Regions from separate parts of the Mus musculus genome. Here regions 1 and 2 are each linked to region 3. A link is a loop called in an ENCODE intact Hi-C map of the cell type or tissue named here. Cell type or tissue: gastrocnemius. All regions are shown on one strand.

Evidence for each region. Hi-C counts contacts between places; a loop is a spot of excess contacts. Peaks named below come from ENCODE experiments on the same cell type or tissue, not always from the same donor. Only the 100,000 strongest peaks of a DNase experiment are listed, where the experiment ranks them.
Region 1: a loop joins it to region 3, with 9 times the contacts of the local background. A loop is called at or near these places in 16 of 42 quality-filtered maps.
Region 2: it touches region 3 in a loop (1.8-fold over the local background); 12 of 42 quality-filtered maps call a loop at or near these places.

Annotation. Positions count from the first base shown.
Region 1 is chr4:145,579,279-145,584,278 of GRCm38, forward strand. No RefSeq gene overlaps it. Among named protein-coding and RNA genes, the nearest start is that of Gm13212, 3.4 kb to the right of the region's middle. In gastrocnemius, no CTCF peak of the experiment used is centred here; a DNase peak (open chromatin) is centred at 2,289.
Region 2 is chr4:145,555,280-145,560,279 of GRCm38, forward strand. No RefSeq gene overlaps it. Among named protein-coding and RNA genes, the nearest start is that of Gm13212, 27 kb to the right of the region's middle. In gastrocnemius, no CTCF peak of the experiment used is centred here; no DNase peak of the experiment used is centred here.
Region 3 is chr4:145,430,229-145,435,228 of GRCm38, forward strand. Gm42346 reads left to right here. Exons shown (of 3, transcript XM_030253952.1): 2 at 3,518-3,586. Among named protein-coding and RNA genes, the nearest start is that of Gm42346, 20 kb to the left of the region's middle. In gastrocnemius, no CTCF peak of the experiment used is centred here; a DNase peak (open chromatin) is centred at 2,329.

The DNA.
Region 1 (5,000 bases), 150 kb after region 3:
ACCATGTGGGGTTCTTGTTTTTTCCATCTTACCAGGTTTGGCTGTCTAATAAAGATGTAGAGGGAAGGCACTTGACAAGGACAGCTTGTTTAGTTCAGCTTGTTTTCAGTTTCTCCAGTAATGACAGAAGTAAAATAGAAAACATCTAACTGAGGAGCCAGTTCTACGGTTTTGAGTAGTCCCTAGTATGAGAAAATCTCTGAGGTATAATTTCTTCGAAAGTATTTTCATGGCATTGTACTATCATGTTTTAATGACCCCCTTTTTTTTCAGTTCCAAAAACTGTTAACACTAGTGACCATGACTGGTTTGGGCATTATTTCCTCAACTCACATTCTGTGGAGGTAATAGTCAGGAGTAAGATGGGGAAAAGCTACTTAGGTCTGTGGAGAGAAGCATGAGGCTCTGCAGCTAGATGGTCAGCCTCTGTGTAATTGAGATTTGACTTTTTACCAGGTTGGGGATTTAGTTGAATATTTTATGTATGTGTGTGTGTCTGTATGTCTGTGTGTCTGTGTGTCTGTCTGTCTGTAGGTCTGTCTGTCTCTGTGTGTCTGTGTGTTTTTGTGTCTGTCTGTCTGTCTGTCTGTATGTCTGTCTGTCTGTCTGTCTCTGTGTGTGTGTGTGTGTTTGTGTGTGTGTGTGTGTGTGTGTGTGTGTGTGTGTGTGTGTGTGTGTGTCTGTAGAGACAGAGAGAGGGAGAATGAAAAGGAGAGAGGGGAGTCAGGCAAGACTAACACTGTGTAGCTCTGGATGATCTGAAACTTTCTATGTAAACCAGGCTGGCTTTGAACTCACAGAGACATCCTGCTTCTACCTCCCCAGTGCTGAGAGTAGAGGTGTGTATCATCATGTCTGGGCTTAGGATGTCTTGATGATTTTGAGAAGGGGTAATTACAATCAGGCCCAGTTTTACTCACCAAGAGGTGATTATTACTATTATTTATTTGTATAACTTCTTCTGTGTGTGTGTGTGTGTGTTTGTGTATTTGTGTGTGTGTGTCCTGGCAGATGGTCTGAGATGCTAATCTTGGGTTGTGATTCTGATAAGAGGGAACACTGTGTACACACATACATGCCCTTCCCAGGCACAGAGAAATGCTTTCTTTCCTTGTGTAGACAGAGTGCTAATTAAAGCATTTTGAACATACTGACTAAAAGCGGCCATCCTAACTAAGCTGCTCAGTTATTTCTGTTCTCTTACAAAAGTGTCTGCATTCTCCTGTGATCTATTTTGGGCCTGTCCAGTAGGGCATGCAATTCATTCTGGACTGGACAGGATTGGGAGGGTAGAAGAGAAGGGAATGTTGGCTCAATTGGGCAGCTAGGCTTTTGGCCAGCTAGTAGCCTTATTTTTAACCCCTTAACTGGTATAGTTTAAACTTGTCCAATAACAGTGTCCAATGAAAATTTGTGCCTCAAAATATTTATATTATGTCAAGATTATTGTTTCCAATGCCATGCTTATTTTAATTACCTCTATGATCATGTGTATTTTGCTTTTTATATAGAATGTTTGGAATAATTTTCAGTGATCATCAGGTTTTTTAATTAATAGTATTAAGAAGCAGTTAAAACCTGATGGTGTGCCTTAAAATGTGTAATTAAATGGTTGTCTTATGTAATGATACCTGTGAAAATTCTATCAAAGTTTGGTACATTAAAATCTCTCAATTATTTATTATCTTTTGTAATAATATATAATAAAAAAAGAAAGGCTTGAAATATTTAGTCCCTCAGTTTTAGGGAATATGGCAATCATTATTATATTGTTAAAGGGCCTAGAGGAGGATCCAGCATACAGTGTAGAAGACATCAAGCTGTAAGGTACATGTCATGTATCCCCAAGGACAGTTTGTACTGATGGAGAAACAATGACCTAGGGAAGATTGTCTGGGACAATTTCATAGACTAGGACTTTCAGGTGTGGTCTGGCACTACATCTACCACAGGTCACCAAGCTGCTTACTACATCCATTCCTTCACTTCTGGTAAAAAAAAAAATGTACTTTTTCTTGCACTGAAGAGAAAACCCTGTGGTTTTACATTCCTGGTTACCATAGAGCTCATTTTTGACCAAAGTTTCCTTTTGCCCTCTACAGAAAAAAATATTTTTTATAGATGTATCTAGTTCTTAGGATGTTAATGTCGTGTTAGTGTAAATGGAAAGATAGTCAAAAGATGTTTTCTAGAATATAAATTGTGTTGTTGAGATATACAAAGTGTGACTACATTGCTGACTCTATAGACATAAAACATGCATGTGCTGCTGGCAGAATCCCAGCAATCAGAACACCGTGGCAGGAATATTCCTCTTCATTTGAGGTCAGACTCTACATCAAAGTGACATTCCAACCCGTGAGCCCCAATTTCTTCTTCTGGCCTGCATGGATTCTCCACATGTATTGAGTTGAATTTCTTACCCTTTTCTGCAGCTGTGTCTGTGTATTTTCAAATTTTTATTGCTATATTGTCAGAGAACTAAGTGCCATCAGGATCTTGATATTGTCATTTCTATGGTCCATCACCAGCCTTATATTTGTAAATAGTTGTCCTTCAACACAGGCTGAGATGCTTGAAGGGCAGGCAGCTCTCTATGCCTAAAGGTAATCCACAGAAATTCTGGTGATGTCTCACACATGATTGCTTGTAAGAAAAAAACCTGACATCCAATTCCTGGGACAAGAACTGGAGGGTGGAATTTCTAGATATAAAAAGAGATGTAGGAGCCGGGCATGGTGGCACACACCTTTAATCCCAGCACTTGGGAGGCAGAGGCAGGCGAATTTCTGAGTTCGAGGCCAGCCTGGTCTACAGAGTGAGTTCCAGGACAGCTAGGGCTATACAGAGAAACCCTGTCAAGAAAAACCAAAAAAAAAAAAAAAAAAAAAGAGATGTAGGGAGGAGAATGCAGATGTAGGAGATTTAGTGGGAGACAGAGAAGAGAACAGATAGATGGGAACAGAGCCAGTGAGAGGTTAAGAGGTATCTATGTATGAGGTCATAGGTTTGACTTGTCTTAAATTTAAACGATAGCTAGGAGACTGCTCCCGTGAAAGTTTTATGCTTTACACTATATAGAAACCTCCTTCTCATTATTTATAACACTGGTGTGTGTGTCCACAAACACTCCCAGTAGTCATGTCCACACACCCTTGTTTATCATAAATATATAACATTTAACCAGAGTGCTATTGGTATTTAAGTCAAATTAGACTTTGATTGGTTATTCCCAATAAATTCATGATATCTTTGACCTAGCATATTTTGGAAGAACGAGAAAATATAGATCAAAGACTTTTTTGGTTGGTTCTGTGTATATATTTCACTTTGTGTAGCTTGCAAAGCACTTTCCCATAACGAGGACACTGGAATATAAGAGTCAATGTTCTTGGAGGCACCAGTTTGACCACTTCATATACAATGAGTTGTGTCAGTCCTGTCTTTAGCAATGAACACTTATTGTCAGTTTATAAAAAGCAAGCCCTTTCTTTTGTTGTCAGTGTCCTGCAATCTTTGGGTATTTTTATGAGACCACTTTGGCTAGCAGCTCACTTTATGTAACACAGTGAAAAATACAAGATCAACTGGAACTCCATCTCCTTCAGTATTCAAAGACTTCATTTGAATCATCTTCATACACTTATAAAGTCGTACTTTTCAAAGAAAAAAATTTTTTTGCAAACATCTTATGAAGAATATATCGAGCAGAACTCCATGAAGTCTTGCTCCATGGTGCTTTCCTATGCATTAGCAGAACCATAAGTGTGACAATGTATTATATAAAAGATCTAACTTGATGCGTTGATAAATGATAATTTATGTACTTTTTCATGTCCTGCCCAGAAACTGCATGTGAGTCATTTACTGAAAGCATGAAATACAGGCTTAAAGCACATTTCAAAATGCATAAACAGTTATGGGTATGGTTGATAAAAGTCATGTTTATAAATGTTTATTGTCTTGATCATGTGGACCCAGTTACCTAATCCTTTATAAAACTCTGTTAAAGATTATTGTTCACTATCCCATTCTTTCCCCCATGTGATGGTTCCCTTGATGTTCTAGAAACACTCCAAAGCTCTCTATTAAGGTCAGCCAGAGAGATACAAACAGACAACAGATTACACAGGTAGACACAAACATGGAGACAAAAGGCAGACAGAAAGGGAGAGATACTCAAGGCAGCCTTCAGGAAGTTACAGATTTAAACTAACTGAACAGACACACAGGTTGGAAGGCACAGGGAACATGAAGTAGAGAATTCAACTTTGGACTCACACTTAGTTAAATGCTCTGAGGGAAAGGCTTTTATTTCTTTCCTTAACTCAGATGCATTATTAATCACCAGTATGTTTAATCTATTCACATATGAGGAATCAATTAACTTGTGACATTTTTTTTTGCATAAGTACAATATGGGGAAAACTAAAACTCAACACAATGGGAAACAAGTAACCCTGCCATCTGAAAGGTGTCCATGGGCACAGAACCCTATTTAAAGACAGACCCCCAGGTTTGGGCTTGTGCTTCTGAGCTCTCACCTCCATGCTGAGCTAGAATCCATTTTAACCTCTCATAATCATCACAACAGGTTTTGAACCTAAGAGGTCACATGAGAATCCTGGAACTCATTACAATCATGAAAAGAGTTGACTTCCTAGCAATAGTCTAATGAGACTTGGGTAAATCTCGAGTCTCCTTTCCCCCACTTATGCTGACATGCATGGGTGTCATAGAGTGTTACAGGGAACAATCAGGAAACCATTTATCAACCAACAGTGCAGTATGTATTGCATTTTTGTTCTAGTTTTCTTTCATCCTTTTATCCTTTCTTTCTTTCTTTCTCTCTCTCTCTCTCTCTCTCTTTCTTTCTTCCTTCTTACTTCCTTTCCTTACTTTTTTTTTTGATAAAGATCAGGACAGTTTTCCGAAGGAGTTTCATTTATTGCCTCATCCTTCATGCAGTAAATAATATTGTGCCTTGACCTAACATCATT
Region 2 (5,000 bases), 130 kb after region 3:
TGGGATGGAAGCATGACCTCATCTGAGAGGATGGAGCCCTAACACTCTGTTATCCAGCTGTGACTCTGCAAGGCGAGTGCATCCTTGATGGGTGGATATAAATTGAGAGAGCATGTGAGATTTTTTTTCTGCTTATATTTTTATTTCATACTTTAAACTTTACTTTATCCTAATTTTGATGTATAGGTTTTCACTGAATATTAAGTTGTGATTTTAATCTCCTTGAGGACAAGTTGTTCTTCATGTACATACAAATTCTCTGCAGAGTCCTGTAAATATATAAACAGATCTTCTCCCAGAAAAACATCAGTCATTTTTATTATCCTGTTAATAGGTCTTTATTTTATTAGGGGCTAGAAAAGTTTAAAAAATTGACTTATTTATTGTTATATAAAGTATTATAAGGAGATCAATAATTATAATTTTACTTTTTTAAAAAGATTTATTTATTTATTATATGTAAGTACACTGTAGCTGTCTTCAGACACTCCAGAAGAGGGCATCAGATCTTGTTACAGATGGTTGTGAGCCACTATGTGGTTGCTGGGATTTGAACTCCAGACCTTCGGAAGAGCAGTCGGGTGCTCTTACCCACTGAGCCATCTCACCAGCCCTACTTTGTAATTTAGATGTCTATATCTTTTAAGGTTTGATGAGCTCATTCTACAATAGCCTGTCCCTGTGAATTATAGGAGATGTCAGTGGAATATGAGAAACTAAGAGTCAAACACCAATTTTAATACGCCTTTTAAGTTTAATATGCCTTTTAAGTATTTTCTGATTTTGAGGCCTTGGCATTATAAACTAATAAAACAAATACTGTATCATATCTTTGAAGGTTTCCCCAGGTTAGGCAAAGGTATAAATAACAATGAGAATTCAGCATATATACATACAGGAATAAAAGCAAACTTTCCCAAAGACAGGACATGTGTAACATTTGTCTGTTTTAAATCCCAGGGATATAGGCTCATCAGGGGTTAAATACCCAAGCTGAGCTAACAGATTTGCAGGAATGCAGGAGCAGTTTTCTGAGTGCAGTGGTGATTTGTAATGTAAGATCTTGCTATGTTATCTTCATAGGAAAAGCAACAAGCTTTTGTTAAGAAATTAAACTAAGCCAGGCATGGTGGCGCACGCCTTTAATCCCAGCACTAGGGAGGCAGAGGCAGGTGGATTTCTGAGTTTGAGGCCAGCCTCGTCTACAGAGTGAGTTCCAGGACAGCCAGGGCTATACAGAGAAACCCTGTCTTGAAACCCCCCCCCCCAAAAAAAAGAAATTAAACTAATCCTTACCTTCATATATCTGATCAGGAAGCACAGAATGACCTTGCACATGTCCAGTAGAGAAAAGATAATTTCTAATCTGAAGTAAGACTTGTAATTCTGAAAGTTGGGGTTCTGAAAATTGTAAAATATCTGTTCCACAGGTTTTAAAAGGGGGCTTGTCCTTCATATTTAAAAGACAATGTATCTCAGATGCCTAGTGTTCAGGAAGTTGTATTGGGAGAGTATTTGAGGTACCTCCTTAAGCTGCAGCTGCTGTGCCTTACTCCCAGAACATTCAGCAGCTTTCACCTTCAAGGTCAGTGGAGCTGTTGGGATGGGAAATGGGCAGGAGCAGAGCAGGGGTGTGGAGCAGGGGTGCAGTTTCTCCTGCCACACTCACAATTCTGTTGTGGGTATCTTACCATTTTTAGGAAGTTTGAGATTCTATGAACCTGGGGGTTTTGGTGATGCTTGAATTAATTGTATACTTGCCAGAATATTTTTCTAAATAACCTCTTCGATCCTTGGCAGCCTCTGTAGTTTGTACACAGGAGTTCTCTTTGATAAAGCCTCAATAAAGCTCCTTGAACTCAAATTCTCCCATGTTTCTTAACTCCCCTGTTTCTCTGTTTGCTACTTCATTTCCCTTTTAACAGGGGACTGAATAGACATTCCAAAAGAGCTTTGTAGATATTAGTTATATGAGGGACCATTGCAGATTTCACCGAATTAGAAAATGTAGGTTATAAAGCACCATCAAATGGCTGTAAATATTAACATTTACTGAGTAAAGTTACAATCTCCATTAATTTTACACTGAGGTATATGCAGGTTTTGATGTAAATACAGCATTCAAAATGTGTCTTCATAGGATTAAGTATTAATGTTACACCTTAGGTTTGAATGAAAAACAAAGACAAGATTGCTGCAAAGTATGGCTGAAGAGAAGATATATTGTTGGTTCTGTTAAACCAGAGAATCGCCAGAGAAAAATGAATTCCACCATGTGGGTAAGCTTTATTAGATATTACATCCTGACTAAGAGATGGACTTGGGTCACATGCTACAGGGGGTTGTATAGGCTATGAGGATTTATCATTTTCCTAAGACTTGCAACCTGCAGCATTCCAAGAAGTTACCTGTTTCTTGGGCTGGTGGTGCTTAGAGGTTATAATATATGCCAGAGGACCAGGCACAAACCTATACAGGCCCTGTGTTTATTGCTTTTTTCTCTGTAAATTCACATGAACCTGGTTCATTTGATTCAGATAGCCTTTTCTCCTTGGGTCCTCTAACACATCTGGCTATTTCATTCTTTCTCACATGCAGTTGCCTGACCTATTTTGGGGTAGGTTTGATTTAAAGGTCTGTGACAAGGACTCTTGTCTTTACTTAACATCTGTGGGTAGGTTTCTGCATCTCTTCCTGTCTGATGCAGGAGGAAGCTTCTTGGATGGTGACAGAATAAGACACTGGTCTTGAGTATAACAGAATATCATTGGGGATCACATCGTTGATATTTTTCCTTGAGTGGTAGTGTTTGTTTTTCCCCTGGGTGTTTATTTTATCTACTGTGTGGTTCCTAGCTACTCATGCAGAATTGGTTATGAGTTTCAGCTTACAGAGTAGGATTTACGTCAAAAGAGACATTGGTTAGCTTTTCTTACATGGTTTGTGCCATCATTCCCCTAGCATATCTGGCAGGTAGACAAGATTTTAGCCAAAGGTTTTGAGGCTAGGTTGCTTTTCACATTTCTCTTTTGTTAGCCTGTTTAGCAACTTCACATACCAAAGAAAATATTATATAGGCAGGAAGGTTCACCTTCTCTGTGTCCAGTGAGTTCTCTGAATGATATGCTTGGTAATAGAGAACTGCTCTCAATTTTAACAGAGCAAAGAGTTATCTTAGCAACTGCCTAGGTTGCTTAGGGATCTAAGGGACCCACTTAGCCAACAACTCAATTGAATAAAACTCAGGTAGTGTACTAGAAAGCTCATTTGAAGCAAATACCATGTCAGTTGGGACTGCTTCACCCCCATTAGTAGGTCACTGAATATTGATTGTCTTTATAGCATTTAGGAAGTATATACCACTATAGGCTTCCATATCATCACTCAAATACCCCTCTAATTTCCAACTGTCTCTCAGCATTTTCTTCTTCAACCTTAACTTCCCTCCTACTTTCTACCTCATTTTCCCATTCACATCTCCATCTGCCTCCAGTCGATCCATGAAATCTATTTTATTTACCTGCACCAGGGAATCTGTGTGCCACTGTGTGCCACTGTGTGCTCTGAAGTCAACTCTTCTATACTTAATATCTCTAAATACAATGGGCTTATCCAGTTCATTATTTTAGCATTGGCTAATATCCACACATAAGTGAATATATTCCATATTTCTCCACCTGTGTCTGGCTTACCTTCATAGATAATTTTTTTCTAGGTACATCTATTTGTCTGAACATTTTAATATGGATGAATATCTATCTATCTATCTATCTATCTATCTATCTATTTATCTATCTATCTTTCATCAAAGTAATGAACAGCTGATATAAATTATCAGCTGTCTCTCTAAAAACAGAGAAGTCAGAACTGAGTTCCACATCTAGAGTAAGTTGCCTCAGTTGCTGTGGGAATGCTAGAACAACAGCTGCAGGGCTTTCCCCGTGTCTCAGATTCTTCACTCCCTCCAGGTATCCAATGGTACCTATGAAAGGGGAAAGGAAATTGTTAAACTCCGTAACCACACAAATGTCACAACAACCTTATCACTACTGATGTTAGCTACTGTACATCACAGTCTCTAATACTAGCAACAGTATCAAGACCAGATCTCAAACACCTGTTCCCATTGATCCTTCCTGTCCTGACTGGCTAGCATACGGCCTGTGCTCCACTGAAATTATATCGATAGGAAACAGGAATCCATTCTTCATTAAACTGAGCTTTCAAAAGCAGTCACACACCTTCTTAGCAAGTGTCTTGTGATGGTGCTGGAGGATCCTGGCTTTCATGTTCTGCACAGGAAGCTGACATAGATTATTTTTCCTGGGCTGCCAGGATCTTATGGATTCTTTTCTATGGGTGCTCTGAATTAGTTTGTGGTCCACCACCCAACAATTAATCCTCCCTCTTCCTGCTTTCAACCTGTCTATCTGAACCATGCTCTGCCTCACCCCATTTCACAACTAATTTTTGTTTATTGCAAGATTACACTTCTGTATGTCCAGATGTCCTGACACAAAAATGTCCACTTTCTGCCCCAGGTTCTCGTGAGCTGGCTTGGTATATTGACCAGACAGTTTTGGCAAATCTTTTCAAACAGGCCATAGATCTTCAGGTGTTCTACTTTGACAGCAATGAGCTATTCGTCTTCCAGAGTCAGTAGAACTGTGATTGACTGGAAGGCATACCCCATTCAATTATCCAAAATATTCAAAGAAATGTGTTTTTCTAGCAACATTAATAACATAGCAACATTTACACATAGGTAAATAAAATTTATACATATACGTCTTTAGTTTTTAATCAGTGAAGAGGATGGACATTTTGAATTAGAATTGTTGCTGTACCACAGTGACTTCAGTTACACCCTCAGCTGCAAAGGATGTGGATGTTGAAAAGCATCTCCCACCTGTGTCTGAAAGGGTCCTGTGACTGTGGAAGCTACAATGATGATACTTTTCTCCTCCTCCTCCTCCTGCTGCTGCTGCTGCTCTTCCTCC
Region 3 (5,000 bases):
ATAGTTCCCATGACTTAACATACATCCTGTTCTTGATTAGGTTTCCGAATATGACATGAATTCTCTCTCTGAAAGGGAACCTTAAATCCAATCAGAATATGTTTTACTATATTTGGTCTGTATTTTTTGTCTATTGCTTTCATTAAGCACCATGTTCAAGGAAATTAATAGAAGAAAAAGACTACTTTGGGTAATGCTTCCAGAGGATAACCATCAACCATGGCAGGGAGGACTGATAGAACATTGCCATGTTGTTGAAATAGAAAGGTGAAAGATCACATCCTCAACCCCAATCATTAAAGAGGAAGAGAGAATTAAGATGGCTTGGATCTATTCTCTTTCCTCATAGCCAACCCCCAGTGTTATACTTTATTCAGTAATGTTCCAACAACTAAATTCATCAAAACGTTTTAACCAACTGAGGCTTTGACTTTAAAAATATTATCCAATAGGAGATTTATTCATTCATACCTATATAATCAGTCTTCTAATATCCTTGTATGTTGTGTCCGACCAGCGGCTCACATGTCTGGGTTCGGTTCTGGGAAGGCATCTTGGAATCTGGAAGAGAAGAGGGAGCTAGGTGGACAAGAGAAAGATGAAGCTAAGACAAAAATTCTGATCAAAGCTCAATTTTACTAATTCGTGCACCAAGTTATGAAGGAGGGGAAGGGGGCCGATTCCCGCCAAATCATCTTACAGGTGAACACGTGATAGCTCCAGAACAGCTTCTTGGCAGGCAGCAGCAGTGGGAGTGGCAGGACGATAGGGCTGCAATTCTTCTGTTGAGGGACATCTGGGTTCTTTCCAGCTTCTGGCTATTATAAATAATGCTGCTATGAACATAGTGGAGCATGTGTTCTTATTACCAGTTAGAACACATTCTGGATATATGCCCAGGAGAGGTATTGCTGGATCCTCTAATAGTACTATGTACAATTTTCTGAGAAACCGCCAGAATGATTTCCAGAGTGGTTGTATAAGCTTGTAATCCCACCAACAATGGAGGAGTGTTCCTCTTTCTCTGCATCCTCTCCAGCATCTGCTGTCCCCTGAATTTTTTATTTTAGCCATTCTGAGTAGTGTGAGGTGGATTCTCAGGGTTGTTGTGATTTGCATTTCCCTGATGATTAACGATGTTGAACAGTCTTCTAGGTGCTTCTCAGCCATTCCATATTCCTCAGTTGAGAATTCTTTGTTTAGATCTGAGCCCCATTTTTAAATTTTTTTTTTTATTTTCTGGAGTCCATCTTCTTGAGTTCTTTATATATATTGGATAATCCTCCCCTAACATCATTTTAATTCATCATCTTCTTTGACTGAGGCATCCATCTCCTCTACCTTTTCTTTAAGTCTGATAATCTGTCTCCCACAGGTTCTCTATGTATTATTTTTATTTGCCTTACTGCATTTTGTTTTCAGGGTCTTTTGGGGAGGACATTTCTAAGCACCTATTGAACTCAATTTAAATATTTTATATTGTCGACATTTCCTTCAGGAATCTGGTATTATTTTCTTGTTCATCATTCATTTTCTTCCTCTCTGAGTGGATTTTCATGGTTTACAAACTTTAATCTCCTTGATCATGACTGTGGCTTTTCAATTCTTTATCTTGGATATCATGTAAATTGTGCTCCTTATAGGGTACATATATGGTTTGAAGTTTGAGACAAGGACATTTTATCGTAGTTTCTGTTTGTTTTGGGTTCTGAGCATCAGAATTTAGAGGAATTGCTTAATTGTGTGCATTTTTAGTCCAGAGGGCTAGACTCAAAATATGAGAAGTTAGGAAGGATCCATTGTATCTGAAGGGTTCAGAACCCAGGTGCAGTGTCCTACTACATCCAGCTCTGGTCTAGTCTGGCAGCAACTTTGTGGAGAAGCTGTGCAGAGTAGGTCCAGGGAAGTTGTGTGAAAGGCAGCCTGCAACAGAGTTGGGGGAGGGGTTCCTGATGGGGACTGTGGGATTCCTGCATGAATTGATGAGTTTAAGGAAAAGACAAATTAAAAGCAAAGGAAAAACAAGCAAGCAAGCAAACAAGCAGAAATCCAAAACAAAAAAATTGCTGTGAATAACTGGGAAGCTAATGAATTAAAAGGTCCGGAAGTAGGTGGGCCTAGAAGAATTCCAGGAAGCTGTTGAATATTGGGCGGGTCCAGAAGGAGGGGCTAGGCAGAAGTAAAAGGAAGTTCTGCCATTTCATCATTCTCTTTGTTTCTCCGCTGCCTCGTGGTAAGGAACTCCTGGTGGAAGAGTCATGCCCAGTACTTGCGGCACCTGAAAACTTCCTTAAGCAGCTGTTGTTGTGCTGGCCTCCTAGGATATTCAGCAGCTGGTCCTGTCACCTTCCAGGTCAGAGGAGCGCTGGGCTGGGAAATGGGCAGGAGCAAGGCCAGCATGTGGAACAGTGGTGCATTTTCTGCCGCCACTCTTACAATTTTGTTGTGGATATCTTACCATTGTCAGGAAGTTTGAGACCCTGTGAATTGGGTTCAAGGTCATGTTTTAATAAATTTTATGATTGCCAGAATATTTTTTTTAATAACCCCGTTAGATCTGTGGCCGTCTCCATAGTTTTAAATAGGGATGTAAATGTATATAGGGAAATGTAAATGAGGAAAATACCTAATAAAAATATTTTTAAAAAAAGAAAGTTACTGTGAGGGTGTCTTAAGATGTCTGTTGAGAGTGAATTGTCTGATATGAGGTGGTTTTCTCCAGAAGGTCTACTTGCTTTCTGAATCACCTATTCTGTCCACTCTAAATGTTTTCCTGTCCTTGACCTGTGTTCTTATTGATGCTCTGTGTTGCATTAGTCCCCACTAGAGTGAAATAATTATTGTTGACCTTCTCTGTACTGGTTGCTTTAGTTTTGAGTCTGCTTGCCTTATTTCTGAGGTATGTTTCTTCTCTTATATTCTTGAGAGCTTTTATACTGAGCAGTGTCTATTTTTTACTGTATAAGTAAGTTTCATTCTCCTATTGTCACTGTAATTTGGGAGGATTCCTGACTACATCTATTAACCTAGGCCTAGTCATGTAAGCTTCTACTCTCCATACAGTATTATCTAAGGCCTGGTGTGTTTTCAGCCTCTGAAATTTGCTGCTGAATAAGCTCCCCCTTTTTTATTCCTTCTCAATGCTTACCTGAAATGAATGAAACACCATTCAACTCTGGGCATGATTCATGGTAGGCACTAGCCATTTGTCCTTGACTCTAGTCCCAGGAAGATAAGTTCTCAGTAACAAACCTGATAATAGTGTTTTACAGCCTGGATGCATATGCTCTGTGTTTATGCCAGGTGCCCACTGAGGTCAGAAAGCGTCCTCAGATTATACTTATATTCCTTACTACACTAAATATGTCATGCCATGCTCTCATGTCTGTAGAAGTGTTGACAAGATTCTTTGTATCATTTTGCTTTTAATGTTCTTTTATGTGGTTTATCATTGTCTATTACGTAGTTGTAGTAATTTCATTTTTGTATTTTTCAAACCCTGTTGTGAAACTTCAAGAAGAGTTCCAATATTTGAAACAGGGAAAAAAGAAAAAGGATGAGTTCTTCTCTGGTAAACACTCCACAGGTCAGTGTGCTGTCCACATTTCTTTGAAAAATCCTTTTTCATTCAAACCACTGCATAGTTCTGTTATCTATATGTGGTCATATTATCTAAGAGGATTTTTTCTAATCTCTTCATTTTCTTCTGGGATGAGGAGAATTTAACGGTTTGGTCTTTTCACATATATAACACCATTATATTTTCCGTGCAATTTCCATGGACTGAAAACCTGCAAATCTCAATGGTAATCTATTGTAAATGATGCTCAAAAAATATATCGATTGCGAATTTTTATTTTGGATCGAATTTTGACCTTTTATATTAGTGTGGAAGGAAGGTCTCCTGTGTCACTTAATTTGCATTGGGGTTCCTGTGCTCAGTCTGATGGTTATCTGCAAGCACCACAAATGGATTTGTATTGGTCAGACTGTGGCATGGCCTCAGGGGATAGCACTACCAGGCTCCTTTCAGCAAGTGCGTCTTGGCATCTGTAATAGTGTCTCGGTTTGGTGTCCGAAGATGGGATGGATCCCTAGGTGGGGCAGTCTCTGGATGGCCGTTTCTTCAGTTTCTGATCCATTCTTTGTCCCTGCATTTCCTTTGGAAAGGAACCATTCTGGGTTAAAAATCTTTAGATGGGTTGGTGGCCCTTTCTTCAACTGTGGTCCTTGCATATGCACTGGAATTCACTTTGTAGTCCAGGCAGGCCTTGCACTCAGAAATCCACCTGCCTCTGCCTCCAGAGTGCTGGGATTAAAGGGGTGGGCCACCTAGCCAGGCTCATTTATGTTTCAAATGCTATCCCTGTTCCTAGTTTCCTCTCTGATAATCCTCTATCCTCTCCCACCTCTCTCTGCTCCCCAAACCACCCACTCCCTCTTTCTGGCCCTGGCATTCCTCTATACTGGGGCATAGAATCTTTGTAAGTCCTAGGGCCTCTCCTCACACTAAGCCTTCCTCTGTTACATATGCAGCTAGAGACACAGTCCAATCATGTGTTTTCTTTGCCTGGTGGTTTAGTCCAAGGGAGCACTGTTTGTACTGGTTTGTTCATATTGTTGTTCCTCCTATAAGGCTGCAGACCCCTTCATCTCCTTGGGTAGTTTCCGTAGGTCCTTCATTTGGAACTCTGTGCTCCATCCAATAGATGACTGTGAGCATCCACTTTCTTTCTTTCTCTCTTTTTCTCTCTCTTCCTTTCTTCCTTCCTTCCTTCCTTCCTTCCTTCCTTCCTTCCTTCCTTCCTTCCTTCCTTCCTTTCTTTTTCTTTACTCCTCTCCTCTCCTCCCCTCCCCTCCCCTCCCCTCCCCTCCCCTCCCCTCCTTTCTTTTCTTTTCTTTTCTTTTCTTTTCTTTTCTTTTCTTTTCTTTTCTTTTCTTTTCTTTTCTTTTCTTTTCTTTTCTTTTCTTTTCTTTTCTTAAGACAGGGTTTCTCGGTA